Linked DNA regions of Homo sapiens: region 2 is linked to region 1. A link is an interaction called in ENCODE POLR2A ChIA-PET data of the cell type or tissue named here. Cell type or tissue: PC-9. All regions are shown on one strand.

Region 1 (8,000 bases):
CTGCTGGGACAACCACTACTCTCTTCAAAGCTGTCCAGAGAGGGACATTTAAGTCTGCAGAGGTTACTGCTGTCTTTTTGTTTGTCTGTGGCCTGCCCCCAGAGGTGGAGCCTACAGAGGCAGGCAGGCCTCCTTGAGCTGTGGTGGGCTCCACCCTGTTCGAGCTTCCAGCCTGCTTTGTTTACCTAATCAAACAACTAACTCATCAATGGCAGGTGCCCCTCCCCCAGCCTTGCTGCCGCCTTGCCATTTGATCTCGGACTGCTGTGCTAGCAGTGAGCGAGACTCCGTGGGCATAGGACCCTCTGAGCCATGTGCGGGATATAATCTCCTGGTGTGCCGTTTTTTAAGCCAGTTGGAAAGCGCAGTATTAGGGTGGGAGTGACCCAATTTTCCAGGTGCTGTCTGTCACCCGTTTCTTTTTTTTTTTGATGTTTTATAGTCGTCTGTTTCAGTGTGTCTCCCCTTTCTTTGACTAGGAAAGGGAATTTCCAGACCCCTTGCGCTTCCTGTGTGAGGCGATGCCTCGCCCTGCTTCAGCTTGCGCATGGTGCGCTGCACCCACTGTCCTGCGCCTACTATCTGGCACTCCCCAGTGAGATGAAACTGGTACCTCAGTTGGAAATGCAGAAATCACCCGTCTTCTGTGTCACTCACGCTGGGAACTGTAGACCAGAGCTGTTCCTATTCGGCCATCTTGGCTCCTCCTCACTGTGCTCTAGTTTATCTGTCACTGCTATCTCATCTGCTTTCTGTTATCAGAAATCATAAAAATCTCTGGTCTCTTTCTCTTCTGCTTTAAGTATTACAGTGAATTTACTTCCTTTTGTAAATCTTTACTGAAATGTTAGTGGAGTTTGAGGAGGATTTTTTCTTAAAAAATTAAAATACTGAATTAGGCAAACAATTTATTCTGCCTATTGGAATCCCCTAGGTGTTCATAATAATAGGCCACAGTACTACTCTCCATCTGGTATTAGATTGTTACAAATTCTGCAAACAGTATAAAAAAAATAGCCTGAGACTCTAAGGTACTAGCACACTGGCAATATTAGCATATTGTTTGTCTCTTATAAAAACACAGTGTTTTCTGAGTTTTATCCTTACAAATAAAAACACAGAGTTTTCTGAGTTTTATCCTTACAATGTTTCCAACCAAAAAATTGACATGAAGATTGAAGCATAGGCACAGAATCACCTGAAACCATACTTGTCCACATCCCTATACACACACATATATCTAGGCACATGTGAGCAGAAAACACTAACAGACATAATTACACTTACATACTCATAACTTATTCTCAAGAATAGGTGAGTTTGAATAGAGTTATTAAACAGGTTAAATACGTAAGAACAAAAGAAGATAGGTGGAGAAGAGTGGGTGAGTAGAGCTGAGAATGAGTTACTAGTCATGAAATACTACAAGGTTAATTTTAAAAATAAATCATATTCAAGAGACCAAAGACCAAAGAATAAAACAAGGGAATTTGTAAAGAGTAGGGGAAATAGGAGAATAATTCTCCTGGAAGGCTAAGATACTCTTGTTTTTGTTGTTTCTGAGTTTCACAACTATTCTTCTTCTTCCCTGTCATAAGGTGGAACTTAAAAATATTAACCTCGACATGTTTTAAAAATGGCTTTGTTTATATATAATTCATACACCATAAAATTAACCCTTTTGAAGTGTACAATTTAAGTGGTTTTTAGAATATTCACACTTACACAAATATTATCACTACCTAATTCCAGAATATTTTCTTCCCCCCAAAAGAAATCTCATGCCCATTAGCAGTCACTCCCTATTACCTGCTCACTGCAACCCCTGACAACCACTAATCTACCTATGTCCCTATGGATTTTCTTATTCTGGACACTTCATAGAAATGAAATCAAGTGGTTTTCTATGTCTGGCTGCCTTTATTTAACACAATGTTTTCCAGACTTATAAAAGTCATAGTTGTGTATCAGAACCTTATTCCTTTATATGGCTGAATAATAATCCATTGTATAGATATATCACATTTTTTCATTTTGAATTAAAAAATTTTTTGATTGTGGTAAAAACATAAAGTAAAATGTGCCATTATAACCATTTTAAAGTGTACAGTTGAGTAGTGTTAAGTATATTCACATTGTTGTGCAACAGATCTCCACAAAATTTTCATCTTGCAAAACAGAAAGTAAATCCATTAAATTGCTCCCTATTTGCCCTCCTCTTAGTCCCTGGTAATCAGCTTTCTGCTTTCTGTTTCTGTCAATTTGACTACTTTAGATACCTCATATAAGTAGAATCTCATAATATTTGCTTTTTGTGACTGGTTTATTTCATTTAGCATAATGTCCTCCAGGTTCACCTATGATGTAGCAATTGACAAGATTTCCTTCTTTTTTAAGGCTAAATAATATTCCATTGTATGTATAGACTATATTAAAAAATCCATTAATCAGTTGATGGATATTTGGGTTGTTTCTATTTTTTGGTTATTATGAATGCTGCTATGAGCATTCGTGAACAAGATTTTTTGTGGACATATGTTTTCAATTCTCTTGGGTATATACCTATGTATTAGTCAATTTTCATACTGCTGTGAAGAAATACGTGAGACAGGGTAATTTATGAAGAAAAAGAAATTTAATGGACTCACAGTTCCACATGGCTGGGAAAGTCTCACAATTATGGCAGAAAGAGAAGGAGGAGCAAAGTCATCTCTTACATAGTGGCAGGCAAGAGAGCATGTGCAGGGGAACTGCCCTTTATAAAACCATCAAATCTCATGAAAACTCATTCACTATCATGAGAACAGCATGGGAAAATCCTGCCCCCATGATTCAATCACCTTCCACCCGTCCCTCCTGTGATACATTGGGATTATGGGAGCTGCAATTCAAGATGACATTTGAGTGGGGACACAGCCAAACCCTATCAACCTAGGTGTAGAATTACTGTCATGTAATAACACAATGTTTCACTTTTTGAAGAACTGCAAAACTGTTTTCCAAAGTGGCTGCACCATTTTACATTCCACTAGCAGCGTATGAGGGTTCTAATTTCCCTATATCCTCACTGAAACTTACCGTCTTTTTGATTATAGTGAGTGTAAGATGATATCTCATTGTCGTTTTGATTTACATTTTTCTAATGACTAATGGTGTCATATTTATTCTTTAAATGGAAGAAGGGAGGAGAAAGATGAAGGAAAACTGCTCTAGTAGCTTTGCTATTACTGTGAGGAAATCAGGGTGGCTGGGGAATGATTTGAGGGAGGGTAATCAGAATTGCTCAGGTAAAATCCAATATTACTACCGTTGATAATATTACTAAAATAATCAGGACTAACAATGTCCATTACTGTTCTAAGTGTTTTTATAAACATCTCTAACAACACTTGAGGCACTTCATAGCTGTATGAAAAACCTGTTTTGCATAAGCTTCTTTAAAGGATTCCTTCAAGGGAGGTCATGTATTTTGATCTCCAGTTACTCTGACATTGAAACATTTATTTTCCTTTTATATTCGACATAGCCATCCACGTCCTCTTTCAGTTTTACTCCAAAAGGGCCAGTTCTAAGATGCCTCTTTCTCTTCTGCTTGATGGTAAGTTCCACCCAGATTTTTTAGTGTTTACTCCTGGCCTGGGACTACTTCCTTCCACTTAGGGACTAAGAGCTGAATACACTTTTAGCTGATTGGTCTTCTATATTAGATAGCTCTTTCAGTAGACAGCCTGAGTCATTGCATATGAAGCTTGATCTTCATTTTCTCCCTTTTCTTCTTAGACAAACATTTTCAGACAGGTTCACTGTACCATACCAAGCCCATCCCTCTTATCCGTTGCCTCATTCTGAAAGGTCAAAAATGAAGTTGTGAAAGGCATCCCAGAAGGCCAACAAGAAAGGCTGAAGTGGCTGGTGTGGTTGGGTCTCAAATGTTCTGCTTTAAGAAACATGGCAAAACGGTCTGGTCTTAGGATTGAAAACCAGTGAACTAAACTTAATCATTAATTTCATTTGTTGTTGATAACATTTGAGTTTTTGTCACTAAAATATTATTGGTCCATTTATCTTTGGATTATTTTATTCACCCAACTAATTGGTATGACCTTAGTTGTGTAACTCAAACTTTTCCCACAGGTTTACTGCAAGTTTATCAGCTTTCACCTAGTTTTGCCAGCCCACAGTCAACACAGCTCCTTATCTGTTTGAATGAGAACAATTTATTGAGTTTGAGCACATGTACATTTTGTGGACAACTGAAAAAAAAAACCAAGTAAACTTTGAAATTATAAAGTGATTTTTATATAATTTTAAGAAATGAAAGATATAAAAAAATAGAGTTTGTGTGTGATTGTTCAAGCAGAAACTTAATTTATTGTAATTCAACCATATAACAATACCAATTCATCAACTAAACATTGTAAAAACTCAAGTCTCCTGTAATGTTCAAATAGAAATTAAATGGAGGGTTCATATCACAAAAGTAGTATCAGATGATCATCTCAGTTATGATCTTTAGGCAGACACACTCATACCAGACAGACCAAGTTAAGAATTTTTGCATTAAAATACCAGTTGAACTGGTTATACATTCCACATGATGCAGATACTCTTTAAGGGAAAAGGTAATGAGAAAGTGATGTTCTGCCTCACCCACAGGTGTGTACGGAGCAGTATAACATGTTTGAGTTTTGCTGTAGGTTACAAATCAGAAGTGAGCTATCCATAGGAAAAGATTAGAATCACATCCACTAATGGCAGAATATAACAAACAAGGTTAAAGAAGAAACAGCAAAAATAAATAAGAGATATTACAACAATAATCTTTCATTAAGAAAAAAATGCTGTGATAAATTCTTTTTCACACATTTTTTGATTAGACATTTTGTAAATAGCTTGGAGACAGATTTATATGCTTTATAAGAAGTACATATAAATTGCTAGTTGTGATTTGTGGACTTATTCAGAGATTTAGGGGAATGAGTATTGAAATATCAATGCATGCATAAGTATAATGTGTATATTTTTGTATGATTATCCAGAGATATCTGTAATTGTTATGTAAATTTTACATAGATATTCTATAGATTTTTTACTTAAAAATTAATAATGCATTCAGGTAGAGTCACCACTAATGTCTATTCAAAACCATTTTTTTTTCAGATGGAAAACAGAACATAGTATTGACACATGATTGTAAACAATACTGAAGAGAGGCTCGTTCTTTGTAGATTTCACATTTTGTCTCTCTTTTTCATCATTTCCTGCACCTAGGGAGAATGAAAAACAATTTTTTTCCACTAGCAATTTTGGTTTACTTGGAATTACCATATTTTGTGAGGCTAAAATATGTAGAGATTCAAAATACAGAAATCCTTATATTGAGATGGTGCAAATAATTTGTACTTTGATACATCAAGGACATATGTTACAATCTCTGTGGGAACCATTATAAAATATCGTGAGGATTATAAGAGCAGTGACCACATTCTGGATGAGACTGTAACAGTAGATCCATGTCATATATATATGTCCAAAACCCACAGAATGTACAACACAAAGAAAGAACCCTAATGTAAACTATGGTCTTTAGTTAATAATAATGTATCAATACTGGCTCACCAATTTGTAACAGGTGTACCACACTAATGCAAAATGTTAATAATAGGAGAAATTAGTGGTGGGAGATGAGGGAAGGGTAAGGAGATATATGGAAACTTCTTTCTGCCCAATTTTTCTGTAAATTTAAAACTGCTCTAAAAAATAAAGTTCACTAATTTAAAAAATTTCCCCAATAAGAAACAACAAAAAATAAAAGTAGATAGCTTCTAAGCCAACAGAGGGAAAAAATGGAATGATAAAAGAAGGCAAAAAGTAAAGAAAAAGAAACATAACAAGTAGGGCAAATAGCACATAGCAAAACAAGAGATTGAACCTCAAATATATCTTTAATTGTACTAATTGTAAATGGTTAAAAACTTGCCATATTTGAATACTAATGATAAAAAAGCAAAAACTCAACTATATGCTATTTATAAAAAACATATCTGAAACCTAAGAACAGGGGAAAATTAAAAGTAATAAGGATAGAAAAATATAGTACCATTTACATGTTAACAAAAATAAATCTGGTATAGCCACAGTAATGTTGAACCAAGTAGTCAGAGTATGTGATATACCTCTTTATAATAAATAGTTAAATTTACCAGAAATAAATAAGAATTCTAAATTCATATACACTTAATAACATAACCCCAAGCACATATACACAGCAAAAACTGACTGAACTATAGGGAGACAGACAAATTCACAATCATATTAGAAGACTTGAACAACATGTTTAGTAAGCCTGACCCAATGGATACATTCAGAACACTTGCCAATGATTGCAGAATAAACCTTTCTTTTAAACTACAAAAAATTTATTCACAACTATTAACCATATGCTGTATCATAAAGCAAGTAAACACATTTCAAAGATTTGATGTTATACGAAGTATGTTCTATGAGCAAAGTGCAATTGACTTAGAAACCAAAAGATAACTACAAAATCCAATATCTAATAATTTGTACAAATAATATAATGTCCCCAAACCCATAAGTTGAAGAAGAAATTATAATACATATTAGAAACTATCTAGAACTAAATTAAATGAAAATACCACATATTTAAATTTATGTGATAAAGCTTTAAATGCAAATATTATTTTTTAACAAGGAGGTTCTGCTTCCTAAATACACGAAAGGCACTTAAAAATGACTCCTGCAGGTAACAGCTGTATACAATGGACAAAATAAAACACCCACCTCACCCACTACAAACAAACCAACACAAAAATCAAACCAAACCAAAACATAACTTCCTGAAGGCTCTGGAGCCTAAACAAAGACAGATAAATTTTAAAGGAAAGTCTAAACTTGGACCAAGTGACCAAAATGAGTTCTTCATTTCTTCAACTTTGACCCAATAGTAATAACAGTCATAGACAGCTGTGGCAGTGCAAGAACGCCTAAAACTCTGATAAGAAATCCTGCTGTCTTTCTGTATGGAAGAATCAGGGGAAGTAGCCTGGCCAAATATGACCAGATTCTGAAGAGTGAGGGAGAATTCTGAAAGGGGAAAAAGATTCTCCAATATTGTGTATGAACTTCAGGCTGACCCCTAGAACGTGTACTCATAGGACAAATTCAAAGTAATGTGAATTGATCTGAGCGATGACCTGTTAATCACATGAGGCAAGAAAGAACTTACTTTGAATCTAACCATATTAACTGCCATTTTAAAAAAATCAACATTTATCAGAAGACTATAGCTAATCTCAGTCTACACAATATAATATTAACGATATCCCAGGTTATCTAAAATTATTCTACTTATAGAAAACATAGATATTCACTTTAAATGAAAAAGACAATCAATAGATGCCAACTCCAAGATGATCTGGTATTGAGGTTACTAGACAAGCACTTTATTTTTGAGACAGAGTCTCACTTTGTCACCCAGGCCGGAGTGCAGTGGTGCAATCTTGGCTCACTGCAACCTCCACCTCCTGGGTTCCAGTGATTCTAGTGCCTCAGCCTCCCAAGTAGCTGGGATTACAGGTACACACCACAACACTCAGCTAATTTTTTTTTTTTTTTTTTGAGACGGAATCTCGCTCTGTCGCCCAGGATGGAGTGCAGTGGCACGATCTCGGCTCACTGCAAGCTCTGCCTCCCAGGTTCACACCATTCTCCTGCCTCAGCCTCCTGAGTAGCTGGGACTACAGGTGCCTGCCACCATGGCTGGCTAATTTTTTGTATTTTTAGGAGAGACGGGGTTTTACCATGTTGGCCAGGCTGACTTCGAACTCCTGGCCTCAAGTGATCTGCCCACCTTGGCCTCCCAAAGTGCTGGGATTATAGGCATGAGCCACTGCACTTGGCTCTAGACAAGCACTTTAAAGCAGCTGTAATAACTAACTATGCTCAATCAAATAAAGGAAAATACACCAGAAATGAAG
Region 2 (8,000 bases), 170 kb before region 1:
GTCTAGCTAAAGGTTTGTAAACACACCAATCAGTGCTCTGTGTCTAGCTAATCCGGTAGGGCACTTGGAGAAATTTTCTGTCTAGCTAAAGGACTGTAAATGCACCAGTCAGTGCTCTGTGTCTAGCTAAAGGTTTGTAAACGCACCAATCATCACTCAGTAAAAACGGACCAATCAGCACTCTGTAAAACGGACCAATCTGCACTCTGTAAAACGGACCAATCAGCTCTCTGTAAAATGGACCAATCAGCAGGATGTGGGTGGGGCCAAATAAGGGAATAAAAGCAGGCCACTGGCACCCACAGTGGCAAATCATTTGGGTCCCGTCAGTATTGTGGAAGCTTTGTTCTTTTGCTTTTTGCAGTAAATGTTGGTGCTGGTCACTCTTTGGGTCTGTGCTGCCTTTATGAGCTGTAACACTCACCACAAAGGTCTGCAGCTTCACTCCTGAAGTCAGCGAGAGCATGAAGCCACCGGGAGGAAAGAACAACTCTGGACGCGCCAACTTTATGAACTGTAACACTCAACGCAAAGGTCTGCAGCTTCACTCCTGACGTCTGTAAGACCATGAACCCACCAGAAGGAAGCAAGTCTGGAGATGTCCGAACATCAGAAGGAACAAACTCCAGATAAACCGTCTCTAAGAACTGTAACACTCACTGCCAGGGTCCGCGGCTTCATTCTTGAAGTGAGCAAGACCAAGAGCTCACCAATTCTGGACACAGCACCATTATTCACAACAGCCAAAAAGTGGAAACAATTCAAATGTCCATCAACTGATGAATGGATAAACTGTGGTATATCCATAGAATAGAATATTATTAGGTAATAAAAAGGACTTAAGTACTAACATAAGCTTTAATGTGGATATCCCTTGAAAATATTGTAAATGTAAGAAGCCAGAAACAAAAAGCCAGATGATTCCGTTCATATGAAGTGTCCAGCATAGACAAATCTGTAAAGATAGAAACTAGATTCATGGTTTCTTAGGGCCGGGAGAGTAGGTGGGAAGGTGGGGCAATGGGAAATGGCTATTAATGGGTATAAGGTTTCTTTTGAGGGTGATGCAAATGTTGTAAGATTGATTGTGGTCATTGTTGTATAGCATATGATTATACTAAAACTATTGACTTGTATACTTTAAATAGGTGGCTGTGTGGTATGTTAATTATATCTCAATAAAATTAAAAATAAAACCAGCAGTAAATGCAGCAATTGTTTAGAACTTAGACCAACAAAATATTTTGTGGGGAGGAATATTTTATCACTGTCAATATTAGAATTATCAGTGCTTGGTGATTAAAACCCACTCTTGGTTTTATTGTCATTTTTAACTTTTCTGCTGACGACACATCCCCTTATTTTGGGTATGCAAGGTGTCCCTCTCCCGCTGCTGCATGATGGTACATCCCTGCTGACGTGGTCAGTGTAGATCTACACTATGGCCCATCTAGCGACTGGCTGATGTAAATTGCTTATATGTAGAGAAAAGTCTAATTTGGGACTTACAAGAAATTTTAAGAATTTAAAAAATAAAGTGATACCCATTTTAGGAAGTCAAGAGCCATTTCATATGAAATAAAACCTTTTATAGTTAAATGAATCTTCTGTAGACTTCTTAACTCAGAACCAGTATTTCTGTTTTGTTTTTTTGAGACCAAGTTTCACTCTTGTCACCCAAGCTGGAGTGCAGTGGCGTGAACTTGGCTCACTGCTACCTCCGCCTCCCAGGTTCAAGCGATTCTCCTGCCTCATCCTCCAGAGTAGCTGGGATTGTAGGCACCTGCCACCAAGCCTGGCTATTTTTTTTGTATTTTTAGTAGAGAGGGGATTTCACCATGATGTCTAGGCTGGTCTCGACCTCCTGACCTCAAGTGATCCGCACACCTTGGCCTCCCAAAATGCTGGGATTACAGGCTTGAGCTACCGCTCCTGGCCAGAATCCGTTTTTAAACTCAACCCAGAATCTAGATTTCCTGTGCACTCGGGCAGCTGTTGATGCCCATTTGCAGATTGGCTGTCTTCATGAACCATGAACAATCCCTAGGTACAAATGTCTGTTGCTCTTTCCAACCCCAAAACCAGAACAACTCCTGACAGCTGTGGAGACACTGCCCCCAAGGCTATCTTACCTTGCAGCCACAGACCAATGCCCCTCCTCCTCAGAGTGCAGACCCCCACTGCTGTGTGGCTGCCACATACTCCTCTTCGCCTAACTGGGCCCCAAATCCCTGTGGAAGCCTGTGTTCTCCTCCCCAATACCATTCTCTTCCTATGTTTCTCACAGCGCCACTGGTTTCACCAAGGAGAACGCATTTCCACAGACATCCCCTGGCCTGCCCTGGCCTAGGGGCTCCTCAAAGTGTCTCCACTTTGAGGACCGGGGTTAGGGTTCTCCAAAACTTGGCTTGCGTCCTGGCAATGTCATAAATGGTGGTCAGTTCCTACAATGTGATAAGTGCTATTTTTAAAAAGACTTTATGTACATTATCTCCTGTGATTCTTGCACTTTTTAGAAGCTAGACATTATCTCAATTTTGATAAGACTGAGGCTCAGAGAGATTAAATAATTTGTCTCAAGTCACATAGCCAGTATGTGAAAGAACTACGATAGAAATCTATGGCTTCTGCTTCCCATGCCAGTTCAGTATTACATAGAGGAGTAGGCCACAGTGAAATTATAGTCTGCATAGACTTTTGTTGGCTGGGCTTAGAGCCTAACCACCATTTTAGATCTTTTTTTTTTCCCATGGGAAAATGAATTTCAAATTCTGAGCAATCAACATACAAGTGTTCTTCTACAGCATAACTCATTTTTAATTTGGAGACTATCTCCATTGTCTTCCTACTGAAGGGTTTCATTTCTATTGATTCCTTTATCTTACTGGTCAGGACCCAAAAGGAGGATTGAAAAGTAAAGGCTTTAGAGTCAGACTAGGGCCTACCACTTAATTGATGTGACCTCAAGCAAATTACTTAACTTCTCTGGGCCTCAGTTTCTTCCTTTGTAAAATAAGGGCAACATTACACATATAGGATTATTGTAAGAATTAAATGAATAATGCACGCTTGTAAAGTGCTTAGTGCAGTGCTTGGTGCAGAGTCAGCCTCCAATAAACGTGGACTTCGTTGTTCAATGGGAGAGTCAGGTTGACTACAACCTGGAACATATCCCTGCTGGCCAGGGATGGTCCTTGTTTATTCCTATCATGCAGATGAAATTATTAACAGCACTCCCTTCTACTCTTAAGGTGCCCCAACTTGGATGATAAGTTATATGGGTCACCCTACCTGAAGATGGGCCCAGAAGGCATGACTTCGAGGGGACCACAAAGCCCCAAGGCTGAAGCTCCCTAATCACAGGGAAATTTGGCCTTTGTCAAGAGCATCTCACCAGGGAGCTGAGAGCTACTATTTGGATGTTTCCAGAAGCAGCAGCTGGGTTCTCAGTGAGGGTCTGAAGCCAGGAAGAGAGGCTTCAGGGATAAGGGAGCCCAGCCAAAGGCACCAGCAGTCACGCAAGTGTCTGGTCCGACAGGAGCCCTGCCAAGGAGCCAGGCCAAAAGGACAGGGTGGGGGCTGGAGTGGGGGCCAAGACGGCAAGCCAAACAGGAGATGAGGGGGAGCCGGGAGATGAAGTATCAGGGACACCACTAAGGGAAGTCAGCAAGGTGCTGGAAGGGCAAGAGGTCTCACTGTGCCTGGGGGAAGGGGGTCCCTGGGCATCAGTCCCCCTCCAGGAGCCTATATTCCACTCTTCTTTGTCTTTAAAGGAGTTGAGGCACTGTCTAGGGCACATCTGGGTCATATCCTTCTCCAAGATGCTGTGCACATGTGCCAGGGTTGATAAGTGACTCTGAGACTGTTGGTGATAACAAAGACCAAACATAAAGCAGGCAATGTCATTTAAACCTCCCACCACATTTAATGAGCAGGATTGGCAGCTTATTTCAATTTTACTTCAGTACTTAACTTCTCACAAAGTAGCAGTCATAAAACACTTCTCATAATGAGGTGTAATAATTGAAAGCCCGAAGAACCAAGAGGCAGCATGGTGAAAAGAAAGGAATAAAACGGTGAGAGTCGGAACTAGGTTCTATCCTGCTTCTGTTCTGCCTCTTCCTGACTCTGAATTTTTAGGTAAGTCACTTCACCTCCCTGAGCTCACCTGTCAATGGAGGTAATAAGTGTTGGGAAGGAAAAGTGTGGGGAGGCACGGATTACAAAGGCTGCAGAGTGCTACACAAATCTAAGCTAGACATCTCTCTAATATGATAATAAAGTAGGACTTTCTAAAATAAACATTTATCACATGTATTAAGAAAAAAGCTCAGAAAAGACGAAATACTTTTAAAAAGAATATAGCTGGAGTAAACGTAATGAACAAATTCTAGTACTACAGCAAAATCAGAACAACTTCAGATACTAAAGAAATGCTCCTTTACACAGTGAGTAATATGCTAGTGGGAGCTGCTAACCTTGGCTCCTTCCAGAAATGTACAACAGTTAGAAAACATAAATATCTTCTCAAAAAGTTAGGATACATACACAGATAATAGGTTCATAGTGGAAAATTAATATTAATGAAAATTCAGAGTCCCTTTTTGAAGAAAGAGCAATATTTCTTTCCAACAAACATGCCTGGTTCAACCCAGAATGCTGGGTTGGGCTGTTTGGGTCCAGTATTTCCAACATATGGAACAAATAGCACCTTTGATGAGGGCAGCAAAATGCGATAGATGACGCATGGGCTCTGGGATCTGATGAGCCTGGGCTCTTATCCAAGTTGGCCCTTAGTCTTCTATATGACTTTAGGCAAGTTATTTAGCCTCGCTGAGCCTTGATGCTCTCAACTGGAAAATGAAGATAGCAGTATCTACCTAATAGGTTGAATTAAATAACATCTGCTATACTTCAAGTAGAGTGCTTGGCACAGAGGAGGGACTAGTAAATGGAAGTTCTCATTATCACTGTGAAAGTACCTTGACCTCTGCTTAGCACTGTCAGGAAGTCAGGGACAAAGACCATGACAATTGCCTGCTACTTGTCAACATGAGTGAGCAGCAGGGCAAAGCTGCCAAAAAAAGGCTCACTCAGCCAGGCTGCATGAGTAATGAGTACCAATACAGGTCTGAAAGTCGTGCGTGCATGCGTGTGTGTGTGTGTGTGTGTGTGTGTGTGTGTGTGTGTGTGAGAGAGAGAGAGAGAGAGAGAGAGAGAGAGAAAGAGAGAGAGAGAAAGAGATCCCTGTGCACTCTGCTCCAGAGAGACTACATCTGGAGGATTGGCTACAGCTTGTAGAAGCACATCTTAAAATACAGGGAATCCGGCCGGTGCGGTGGCTCTTGCCTATGTAATCCCAGCATTTTGGGAGGCCGAGGTGGGTGGATCACCTGAGGTCAGGAGTTCAAGACCAGCCTGGCCAACATGATGAAACCTCATCTCTACTAAAAATACAAAAATTAGCCAGGCATGGTGTCGGGCGCCTGTAATCCCAGCCACTTGGGAGGCTGAGAGAGGAGAATAATTTGAACCTGGGAGACAGAGGTTGCAGTGAGCCGAGATCATGCCATTGTACTCCAGCCTGGGTGACAAGAGCAAAACTCTGTCTCAAAAAAAACAAAAAACAAGGAATCCAGAGGAAGATAAAGGGAATCCAGAGGACCTAAACACTAGCTCATTTGGAGAATGGTTGAAGGAGCTGGCAGATTTAACCTGGAAAAGAGAAATCTAAAGGCGAAGTAATAACTTTTAAAATAATTAAAGGGCTTCAAGCAGAAGTAGATGGAAACATATTCTTTCTGACTTAGAAAGCAAAACAGGACCCAAAGACAGAAATGACAGAGGTGCTGTTCAGCTCAGTAGTAGAAAGGACTCTCAGTCCCGTGGAGCTCTTCACCTAAGGGAATGGGCCGTGTAGTGAGGCGGTGCAGGCAGCCAGGCCCTGCAGAAGCTGAGCAGAAGCTGGATGACTCCTGGGTCCAGGATTCCTGTACTGGGTTGGGCTGGGATTAGCTGCCCTATGAGGTTTCTTCTGAGTCAAACTTTAAGACAGCCCTGATTTTCATAATCCTGCTAAAATTGTTTTGTCCTTGTTAAATCATATTTTATCAATCTCAAGTCCCTCAAAATGGCTGAAGAGGTGATTATGCCTGAATACATTAAAAGCCAGAGGAAATAGTGAATTTAGGGCTCTTGGAGCTGTTTTCTTTTTGTCATTAGATTCAGAATGTTTTTGATGATTTTCATTCTAGTCAAGGACTCATGAATATTCATGAGCGTTTGCAGGTACTATATATACACCTTCTTCCCTCACTCCTTTTCAAAATCCAACATGGAGTCAGAGTTTTATTTTTTACTGTTTTGTCTAAAATTTAAAGTATTTTTAAATTTAAAGTCTAAAAGTAATTAATACGGCTTCACTTAACCTATTCCATTTTTATTCTTTTCTCTCAAATTGTTCAGAACATATACTCTACATACACACAGAAGAAAAGTAATTAAAGGGCCGATTTTGATCGTCTTTTTTTCCCAAATACAACCATGTAAACTACATTAGTTATCTCATCTCTATCATGGAGTGCTACAGAAATGTGACTCGGGGCTGAAACAATGTTTTATTATTTAGCATGGGGACCCTGGGGCAGATTTGTGGACCTTATGGTCTTAGCCAAGCACCCCTGGAACTCATTTGACCAAGGGCAGGCCATCAGAAGTGGACATTTGAACCATGTCAGCAGTTTCAGAGAAGCACCCAATGACATTTTAATCTGAAAGATTATAAACAACCTCACTCCCACCACTAGCCATGCCACCTCCTGAAGAATGTGCAGCGTGGTGGATCTGAAGGAGCCATTGATAAGGAGGAAAGTAGCTTGAAAGCAACCTGGTGAAGCAAGAGTTTGACAGCCGAGATTATTTTTAATGCTTTCAAAGGCACACACTTTATAAATATATCGCACATATACAAAACAGGTCTGTTCCTATGCGTAATATGTGTATGTAACAGTCTACTTAAAAGCATTTCAAAGCCCATTTAGTTATAGTTTCTCCTAAGTGGTGTGGGTAAATGATAAAGAGATAAAGGAGGACAAGGGCCCTCCCCACAGAACCATAGAAGGCTCTAGCTGACAGTCACTTGGAGACAATCTCCATTTGCTTCACTGTTTAGATGAGGAAGCTGGGATTCCAAGGGGAGGTGACTTGCTTAAGGCTCACCAGAAAATTAGCTCTAACATAATAATAAATCCAGGTTTATGGTTCCAAAACTAGAGTTTACTAATTGATGGTGGAAAGAAACCATCTACACTGTAAACAACCACAAAACAACCCTAAAAACAAACAAAGCCACTGAGAGCCAGGAGTCATGGTTCTTATCCCAGCGAAGGAATGCACACCCTGCCTGATTTCCTGGCCACTGCAACACAGACCATCGGGTCATGGGATTATCATGCTGTTGGTATGGAATACAAGATGGCTGGTTTTTCCTATGATGCCCGCACACTGAGCTGATGGCATCACCCTGCTTTGTAATGGTAGATCCAGCCATGCCATCCTCTGCAGCTTGGGCAGCTCTGGGTTCTCTAGGATAGCTGAATTGATTCACTAAAGATATGAAGAGGCACATGGGAAAATACACAAATCCCACCCTCTACATTCTCCCAACTGCAGCTCCTGCCTTTGAGCTTCATTTGCTGTTTTCCTGAAGGCTCTCTCCACAACACTAATTGGGGTGATTAGATCAGTTCAAACAATCAGACGATTGAATGGAAATATCTACCACACTAGTTGGTTTTATGAAGCAACTGGCAAATGGAGTCACCGATGATAGTGGAAACTCACCCCGCATAGACACAGACTCATTCTCTTCTCCACTTTGACTTCTTCAGCGTCTTTGTTTGTTTACCCAGACAGGGTCTTCATTTACCAGGTTTCTCAGCACCAGTGAGGACTCACACAATGAGGCTTGGATAACACTTTGGTGGGGACAGTGCGGACAG

What was found. Peaks named below come from ENCODE experiments on the same cell type or tissue, not always from the same donor. Only the 100,000 strongest peaks of a DNase experiment are listed, where the experiment ranks them.
Region 2: POLR2A ChIA-PET joins it to region 1 with 5 read pairs; 2 of 35 experiments call an interaction of 5 or more read pairs at or near these places.

Annotation. Positions count from the first base shown.
Region 1 is chr3:119,157,160-119,165,159 of GRCh38, reverse strand. No RefSeq gene overlaps it. Among named protein-coding and RNA genes, the nearest start is that of UPK1B, 12 kb to the left of the region's middle. In PC-9, no CTCF peak of the experiment used is centred here; DNase peaks (open chromatin) are centred at 3,749, 4,159 and 4,579; H3K4me3 peaks cover 626 bases; H3K27ac peaks cover 2,496 bases.
Region 2 is chr3:119,329,829-119,337,828 of GRCh38, reverse strand. The region is part of intron 1 of ARHGAP31 (Rho GTPase activating protein 31); the gene reads right to left. Among named protein-coding and RNA genes, the nearest start is that of ARHGAP31-AS1, 11 kb to the right of the region's middle. In PC-9, no CTCF peak of the experiment used is centred here; no DNase peak of the experiment used is centred here.